Linked DNA regions of Homo sapiens: region 1 is linked to region 2. Evidence: chromatin contacts called from ENCODE Hi-C or POLR2A ChIA-PET data. All regions are on one chromosome and are shown on one strand. Each heading gives the region's core, a stretch centred on a gene start or an enhancer-like site at or near the end of the contact. The rest is flanking DNA. Distances are from core to core; before and after follow the strand shown.

Region 1 (3,561 bases), core at 96-2,595, 320 kb before region 2:
TTGCTCATGCTGTCCCTTTTGGCTTGAATGTCCTTCTACTCTTATGTTTTATCAGGCTAGCTTATGTTTACTCTTTAAGTTTCAGCTCAAGCATTACCTCTTCCAGGAAACCTTCCGTGACCGAATGCAAACTGGATGTCTCCTCTTATGCTCTCAAAACATCCTAGCCATTTCTCGCTTTATATCTGTCCATATCTGTCTCAGTCTCTCTCCACTTAAACACTGTATTATAATGATCTGGTTTTGTCTACCTCAGTAAGTTCCTCCTTATTCGGCTTGGTATCTCCTCCCTAGGTTCTATATGCACAGTAATTTTTTTTTTTTAGTGAATGAATACATGAGGTAGGAGAACTAGAACTGCTGGTCTTTGAAGCAGGCAGAAACTACAAGGAAGACAAACTTTTCTCACCTTCCACAGTAGAGATAACTGAGAAGACAGCCCGTTTCTAACTATGAGCTAAACTCCCCAACTCTCTGTAGTTAACACCTACTTGAATTTTCAGCCCTAATGTGGCTTGAAAGAGTGAAGAGTGAGGCCAGGCGCGGTGGCTCACGCCTGTAATCTCAGCACTTTGGGAGGCCGAGGCGGGTGGATCAGGATCACGAGGTCAGGGGATCGAGACCATCCTGGCCAACACGGTGAAACCCCGTCTCTACTGAAAATACAAAAATTAGCTGGGTGTGGTGGCGCGCGCCTGTAGTCCCAGCTACTCAGGAGGCTGAGGCAGGAGACTCGCTTGAACCCGGGAGTCGGAGGTTGCAGTGAGCCGAGATCGCGCCACTGCACTCCAGCCTAGCAACAGAGCGAGACTCCGTCAAACAAACAAACAAAACAGTGAAGAGTGAAGAAGGGGGCAGAGAGATGCGGACTGGGAGTTGGCGCCCTGAGGATTTTTGTTCACATCCAGGTGAACAAACACCTGTAGCCAGGGAGACACGTCACCTTCTGGGGAAGCGTATCCCTAAAATAACTGCTGCTTTTAGCCGCAAGGTCTGGCCCCACTGTGCACCTCACCCGAGTCTTTTTTGCCCTCTCCCCACCATCCCTCCTTAGTCCCCGAGCCCCACAATAGTCCCATTTCTATGAATTTGGGCGTTAAACTTAAAAACCGGAAGCGGCTTCCACACGGAGCCTATTATTGAGGACACCTGATTTCTCCCAACCCTTATGCTACGCGTTAGACTGTAGAAACACAACTAACCCGGATAAGGGACTGATATTCCTCCTTCAGTCGCTGCACCCACAACTCACGATCTCGGGGTCCGGCGTTAGTCTTCAGCACCGGGATCTCAGACACAACACGTCGCGTGGCTTCATCCGCCATCTTGGACCAGGGCGCAAGAGAAACGCGGAAGTGGTGTTGCCTGTAGCTTACCTCAAGGCGCCGTCATCTTTACTATGGGAAGATGAGACGTTGGGTTGCTGTAAGACCTCTTTTGAATAAGATCTTTGTTTTCTTGTCACCTAGTTACCCGCTTGTGAGTGCATCGAGAAGAACAGAATGTAAACAGATTACTCCGTCCTATATATGACACCTATCATTAAAATCACCGCATAAGGCACAAAGGGTGACTTCCGTTCATGCTCAGAGAAGTAATCGCAGAAAACCCGGACACCTTCCCAAACTTGGAAAGCTCTTAGAACTTCAGGCTGCTGAAGGCATTTTTACTTATTTATTTATTTTTATTATACCTTAAGTTCTAGAGTACATGTGCACAACGTGCAAGTTTGATACATAGGTATACTTGTGCCATGTTGGTTTGCTGCACCCATCAACTCGTCATTTACATTAGGTATTTCTCCTAATGCTATCCCTCCCCCAGCCCCGAGCCCCCAACCCCAAGGCGCTTTTCAAGGCACTGACTTCCTAAAACGAGCGATTCGTGTTTCCTCTTCGAAGAACTTTTCCTTTGCTTATATATAGTCCTGCCTCTAGATGCAGTTATCCTGTAGAAGGATGTTTAACTCCTGATAAAGATTAGAAACCATGCAGAATCAAAAGACAAATCCCTGCAAGATTTCTGCCTTAGTCTAGCCATTCACTGAGTCCTAGACTTTTTTTTTTTTAGACAGTGTCTCAATCTGTTGCCCAGGCTGGAGTACAGTGGTACGATCATAGCTTACTGCATCTTCCATCTCCCGGGCTCAAGCGATCCTCCTGCCCCAGCCTCCCCAAAGTGCTGGGATTACTTGTGGGGAAACAATAAACAAACTCCAGTTGGACTTAAAATCTAAACACATTAATTTTTGCTTTTTTTTTTTTTTTTTTTGGAGACCGAGTTTCACTCTTGTTGCCCAGGCTGGAGTGCAATGGCATGATCTCGGCTCACCGCAACCTCCGCCTCCCGGGTTCAATTGATTCTCCTGCCTCAGCGTCCTGAGTAGCTGGGATTACAGGCATGTGCTACCACGCCCGGCTGATTTTGTATTTTTAGTAGAGACCGGGTTTCGCCATGTTGGCCAGGTTGGTCTTGAACTCCTGACCTCAGGTGATCCACCTGCCTCAGCCTCCCAAGGTGCTGGGATTACAGGCGTGAGCCACCGCGCCGGCCATTTTGGCTTTAATTTAAATATCCTGTTTGGCTGGCGTGGTGGCTCAAGCCTGTAATCCCAGCAACTTGGGAGGCCAAGGCAGGTGGATCACTTGAGGTCAGGAGCTCCAGACCAGCCTGACTGGTGAAACCCGTCTCTACTAACAATACAAAATTAGCTAGGCATGGTGGCGCACGCTTGTAGTCCCGGCTACTTGGAGGCTGAGGCGGGAGAATCGCTTGAACCCGGGAGGCGGAGGTTACAATGAGCCGAGATCCTGCCATTGCACTCCAGCCTGGGCAACAAGAACAAGATTCCGTCTCAAAAAATAAATAAAACCTAAAAACGTTAATTATAGATTTAAATATCTTGTTTGGCCGGGTGCGGTGATTCACGCAGATAACCCCAGCACTTTCAGAGGCCGGGGTGGGCAGATGGCTTGAGCCCAGGAGTTCGAAAATAGCTTAGGCAACGTGGTGAAACCCCAGCTGTACAAAAAATACAAAAATTAGCCGGAGTGGTGGCGGGCACCTGTAGTCCCAACTATTTTGGGGGCTGAAGCAGGAGGATCTCTTGAACCCCGGAGGTCGAGATTGCAAATGAGCCAAGATTATACCACTTCACTCCAGCCTGGGGGGTCAAAGTAAGACCAAAATTTTTAAAAATATATTTATTTATTTTATTTATGTTTATTTCACTGTTTATTCAGTGAATCATTCCAGCCTGTGGCAGTAAGTTTTTTTGTTTGTTTGTTTTGTTTTGTTTTTGAGACAGAGTCTCACTCTGTCACCCAGGCTAGAGTGCAGTGACATGATTTTGGCTTACTGCAACCTCCACCTCCTGGGTTCAAGCGATTCTCCTACCTCAGCCATCCGGGTAGCTGGGATTACAGGCATGCAGCACCACGCTCGGCTAATTTTGTACTTTTAGTAGAGATGGAGTTTCACCATGTTGGCCAGGCTGGCTTCGAGCTCCTGACCTCAGGTGATCCAGCCCGCTCGGCCTCCCAAAGTGCTAAGATTACAGGC
Region 2 (3,468 bases), core at 743-3,242:
ATCCTTCTGTATACCTTACTTAAGTCACCTCTAAATTAGTTATAATGCCTGATACAATGTAAATGCTATTTAAATAGTTGTTATACTGTATTGTTTAGGGAATAATGACAAGGAAAAAGGCCTCTACATATTCAATACACATGCATTTTTTTTCCCTGAATATTCTGGATCCACAATTCATTGAATCCACATTGTGGAACTCAAAACTTTGGAGGGCAACTGTATTAGATCATGTAATTAACCCCTATAGGTAGATAACGTTATCCCCTTTTACAGGTGAGAAAATCTAAGAGGCTCTGAGGCATCTTCCAAAAATAAGATGACTTGAGAGGCCCAGAGAGGTTAAATAAATAGTGCAGAGCTCACAGGGTTAGAATTTGAGCCAGGCCTGTCTGATATATCTATGCTCTTGGCATCACTCAGAGGAGGTTAACCAAATGAGCAAAGAGAAAACCTTGACCGTGAGTTCTCAGAGCACGAGGCAATCAGCCACAACACAGAGAAAAGTGGGTTTTGAGGCAGCCCCTGCAGCAGGCAGGTGGGAAGGAAGAAGAGAGCGAGCTGACAGCTCAGTTCTCACGCCTTCTGTATTCCTCAGAATTCAGATTTTGGCCGTTTTTGGTGATCATCGTGATTCTAAGCGCACTGTTCCTTGGCACCCTTGCCTGCTTCTGTGTGTGGAGGAGAAAGAGGAAGGAGAAGCAGTCAGGTGAGTGGAAGGTCCTTAGGGTGGTGCTCCTGCCTGAGGCCTTGGATCCTGTGACTTTGTCCTGCGTCCAGTGGGATGTGTCTGGGAGCACAGCATCTCCTTTTCCTCAACGAGCTTTGGTATGTTTGTGTGCGTGGTGGCGGGGGGCAAGCAGGTTGCTAGGCTCTCTCTCCCAGTTCATGCCTTCTGATCCCAATGCGCAGATTTCCCTGTAGACAGCTGGTTTGGGAGGAGGTGTGGGAGGGGCAGTTCGGTTGCTGCCTCTGTGCTCTTTGGGGTTCCTGGGAAGAGCATTAACTTGCCTCCTTTCTAGAACCTTTTTTAAGGTTTGGCCATTTGGGGTAGAGGTGGGACCTGTTAGAAGCAAAAGCCCTTCTGGAGGTTTCTGCAGCTCTGCTCTTTGTTTTCTTCCTCCCTCAGAGACCAGTCCCAAGGAATTTTTGACAATTTACGAAGATGTCAAGGATCTGAAAACCAGGAGAAATCACGTATGTCATCCCGGAGGCTGGGGTCTCTCTCAGCTGGCTTGGAAAATGCTCTTTCAATGATGGTTATTCAGAGCAGAGGGACAAAAAGGACTGAACGACTGTCCTTTTGATGTGACCCTCAGCCCTTCCCCATCTATCTTTTCTCCACCTGCTTCCTAGTTCTGGTGATGGAGGAAAAGAGGAAACAAAAGGAGCAGAGGAGATGAAAGGGAGGCTGAAGGGGCATCTTGGTGCAGAATTGCACCTGCTGAGAAGGGATGGAGCACAACAGAAATCAATGACAGAGGCAGAGTGCTGCTGTGGTATTTGTTGTCTGACCACAAATTCTTTTTCCTAATGAGTCAGGGCTTACATTCATGAGTCCCTTAATGGTGACACAGGCTGGGAAGTGTGACCAGCCAAAGCATAATAGTTTTGTAGCTGGCTCAATAGGCTGCATTCACAGCCTTTTGGAAGAAGAGGCCTGAGTGTGGCTGAGGTACTAGAGAGAGTAACCAGCCTGGCACAAAGCCCACCAGCCTGAGTAGGCTCCTCCAGGAGCCTCTCGCCTGCTCTTCGCAGCAGGCAGGGGCCAACTCTGCCTGTCATCCAAGAATTAGAAGAGGAGGAAATTGCAGAGGGCCTGCAGATGCCCCCACTGCTGTGTCTCGCTTAGGGCAGATGTGGTGACAGGCCCAGGGGAAAAGCTCTGATGGAGCCTACCAAACTGCTGGCAGGAAGTGGGGCAGGGTGGGTGAAGTGGGGCGGAAGTGCCTTCTTTCCACTGCCCCCTGGCGCTTTGCTGTGGAGACCCAGCAGCACGCAGGAAGCACATGTGGTGGGGCTCTTCCGTGCTGGCCACATACGTGAGGCCCTGTGCAGCCTCGCAGAGCAGGCAAGCATCCTCTCCCAGATGCCTCTGGGTTCAGAGGCTGTTAGAGCAGCTCCCCATGCCTGTTTTTTTATTTTTATCTTTATTTATTTATTTATTTTTGCCCCAGCAGTGGCTATGGGAATGTGAAAAATAAAGCAGTGGCTATTGGAATGTGAATAATAAAAGGGGACTTTGTTTCTCTCACTGCTACCAGACTCTGGTACAAATTCCTGAAAGCATGTGAATCTACCCACAGCCAGTGATGCCCGGGTGCTTGCTAAAAATAATCTATTTTTCCAAAAAGAAGATGACTTGAGATTAGGAGACCACAGGAGGAAAAACAACTTAGAGCAAAGGAAACCTCTTTGGGATTCAGGCCTATTAGCTTACTTCTTCCGACTCAAGAGCTCCTCCCTGCCTGGCCTCAGCCCTCTCTGGCCTCTCCCTATTGTCTCAGGGCTCCAATTTGAAGGCCTAAATCTCAAGTTTCATGTGGTCTCACTTTGAGACCCAGCTCTAATCTTTCTAGAAACACTTCACACGGGTCTGGACGGGAGAGAAAAGCAACAAACTCCTGCAGTATTTTAAAACACAAATGAAGTTATTGACATTGTCAGATGCCCATGACTCCCCAGCCTCTAAGGACAGCTGACAGTTCTCTGCTTCTCTTAGCTTCTTCTTGCTTCCAGGAATTTTGCTTGCACCTTGCCTAATGAACCCTGCTGCCTCCACTGGCTCCCAGTAGAACCCAAACTGGCAATATGCTTTCAGTGGCCGGCAGCATGAAATACCTCCACCACCGATTTCCTAAGGGGTAGGAACAAGAAAAGGGAAGCAGGAAGCTCTGCTTCCTGCTTTGGCCCTTGGGTTCAGGGCTGCACCCAGCACTATAGCTGCCCAGGGCGCTGACTTGAGGTCAAGGGCAAGGTGGCCTCAAAGATGATCTAGAGAGGGCTTAACTGTGTTTGGTCTTTGAAATGTTTAAACTTTCTGAATTTCAGTGCTCTGAGGTAAGGCTCAGATAACAGCCCTACTCAGAGCTCTGCAAGGAAGGGTTTCTAAGTTACTAAAGGAAAGAAAGTGACAGCATTCTCTTTGAGCAGGGTTGCTGGAACCCCTCACACCTAGGTGGTTCCTTGCTCCTGATACTAATGGTTCCACTCCAAACTGCTCTTCTTCCTGTCTCTTCCCATCTTGGGAGGATCAATGACTCTCCCCAGTCCTGCCACCTCCCTCCCAGTCTCCTGAAAAGCCCTCTTCTTTGTGCTGTTTTTCCCCACTCAATCTAAATCTGGACAGACCGAACTGTCGCTCATGTTACCCCATCTCCATTTCTTGTGCAGGAGCAGGAGCAGACTTTTCCTGGAGGGGGGAGCACCATCTACTCTATGATCCAGTCCCAGGTACCTCTCCAGTTT

What was found. Hi-C counts contacts between places; a loop is a spot of excess contacts on that map. ChIA-PET counts read pairs that join two places held with the same protein, here RNA polymerase II (POLR2A). Pooled maps may share reads with other maps.
Region 1: a map of naive thymus-derived CD4-positive, alpha-beta T cell shows a loop between it and region 2 (4-fold over the local background). The contact joins the promoter of UFC1 here to the enhancer-like site in region 2. A Hi-C loop is called at or near these places in 2 of 168 maps with a recorded cell type or tissue (mammary epithelial cell and naive thymus-derived CD4-positive, alpha-beta T cell) and 7 of 50 pooled maps. POLR2A ChIA-PET finds 5 or more read pairs at or near these places in 1 of 52 experiments (activated CD4-positive, alpha-beta memory T cell).

What each region holds. Positions count from the first base shown.
Region 1 is chr1:161,151,762-161,155,322 of GRCh38, reverse strand. UFC1 (ubiquitin-fold modifier conjugating enzyme 1) reads right to left here and starts at 1,345. Exons shown (of 6, transcript NM_016406.4): 1 at 1,203-1,345. The coding sequence starts at 1,325. RefSeq lists enhancers at 1,038-1,427, 1,468-1,517, 1,608-1,657, 546-1,745, 983-1,763.
Region 2 is chr1:160,836,180-160,839,647 of GRCh38, reverse strand. CD244 (CD244 molecule) reads left to right here. Exons shown (of 9, transcript NM_016382.4): 4 at 599-709; 5 at 1,130-1,197; 6 at 3,394-3,453. Among named protein-coding and RNA genes, the nearest start is that of CD244, 25 kb to the left of the region's middle. RefSeq lists enhancers at 1,789-1,918, 1,922-2,436. Within about 2 kb of position 1,992, at least 12 of the 41 ENCODE cell types and tissues checked have a DNase peak (open chromatin) inside an H3K27ac peak, as active enhancers do.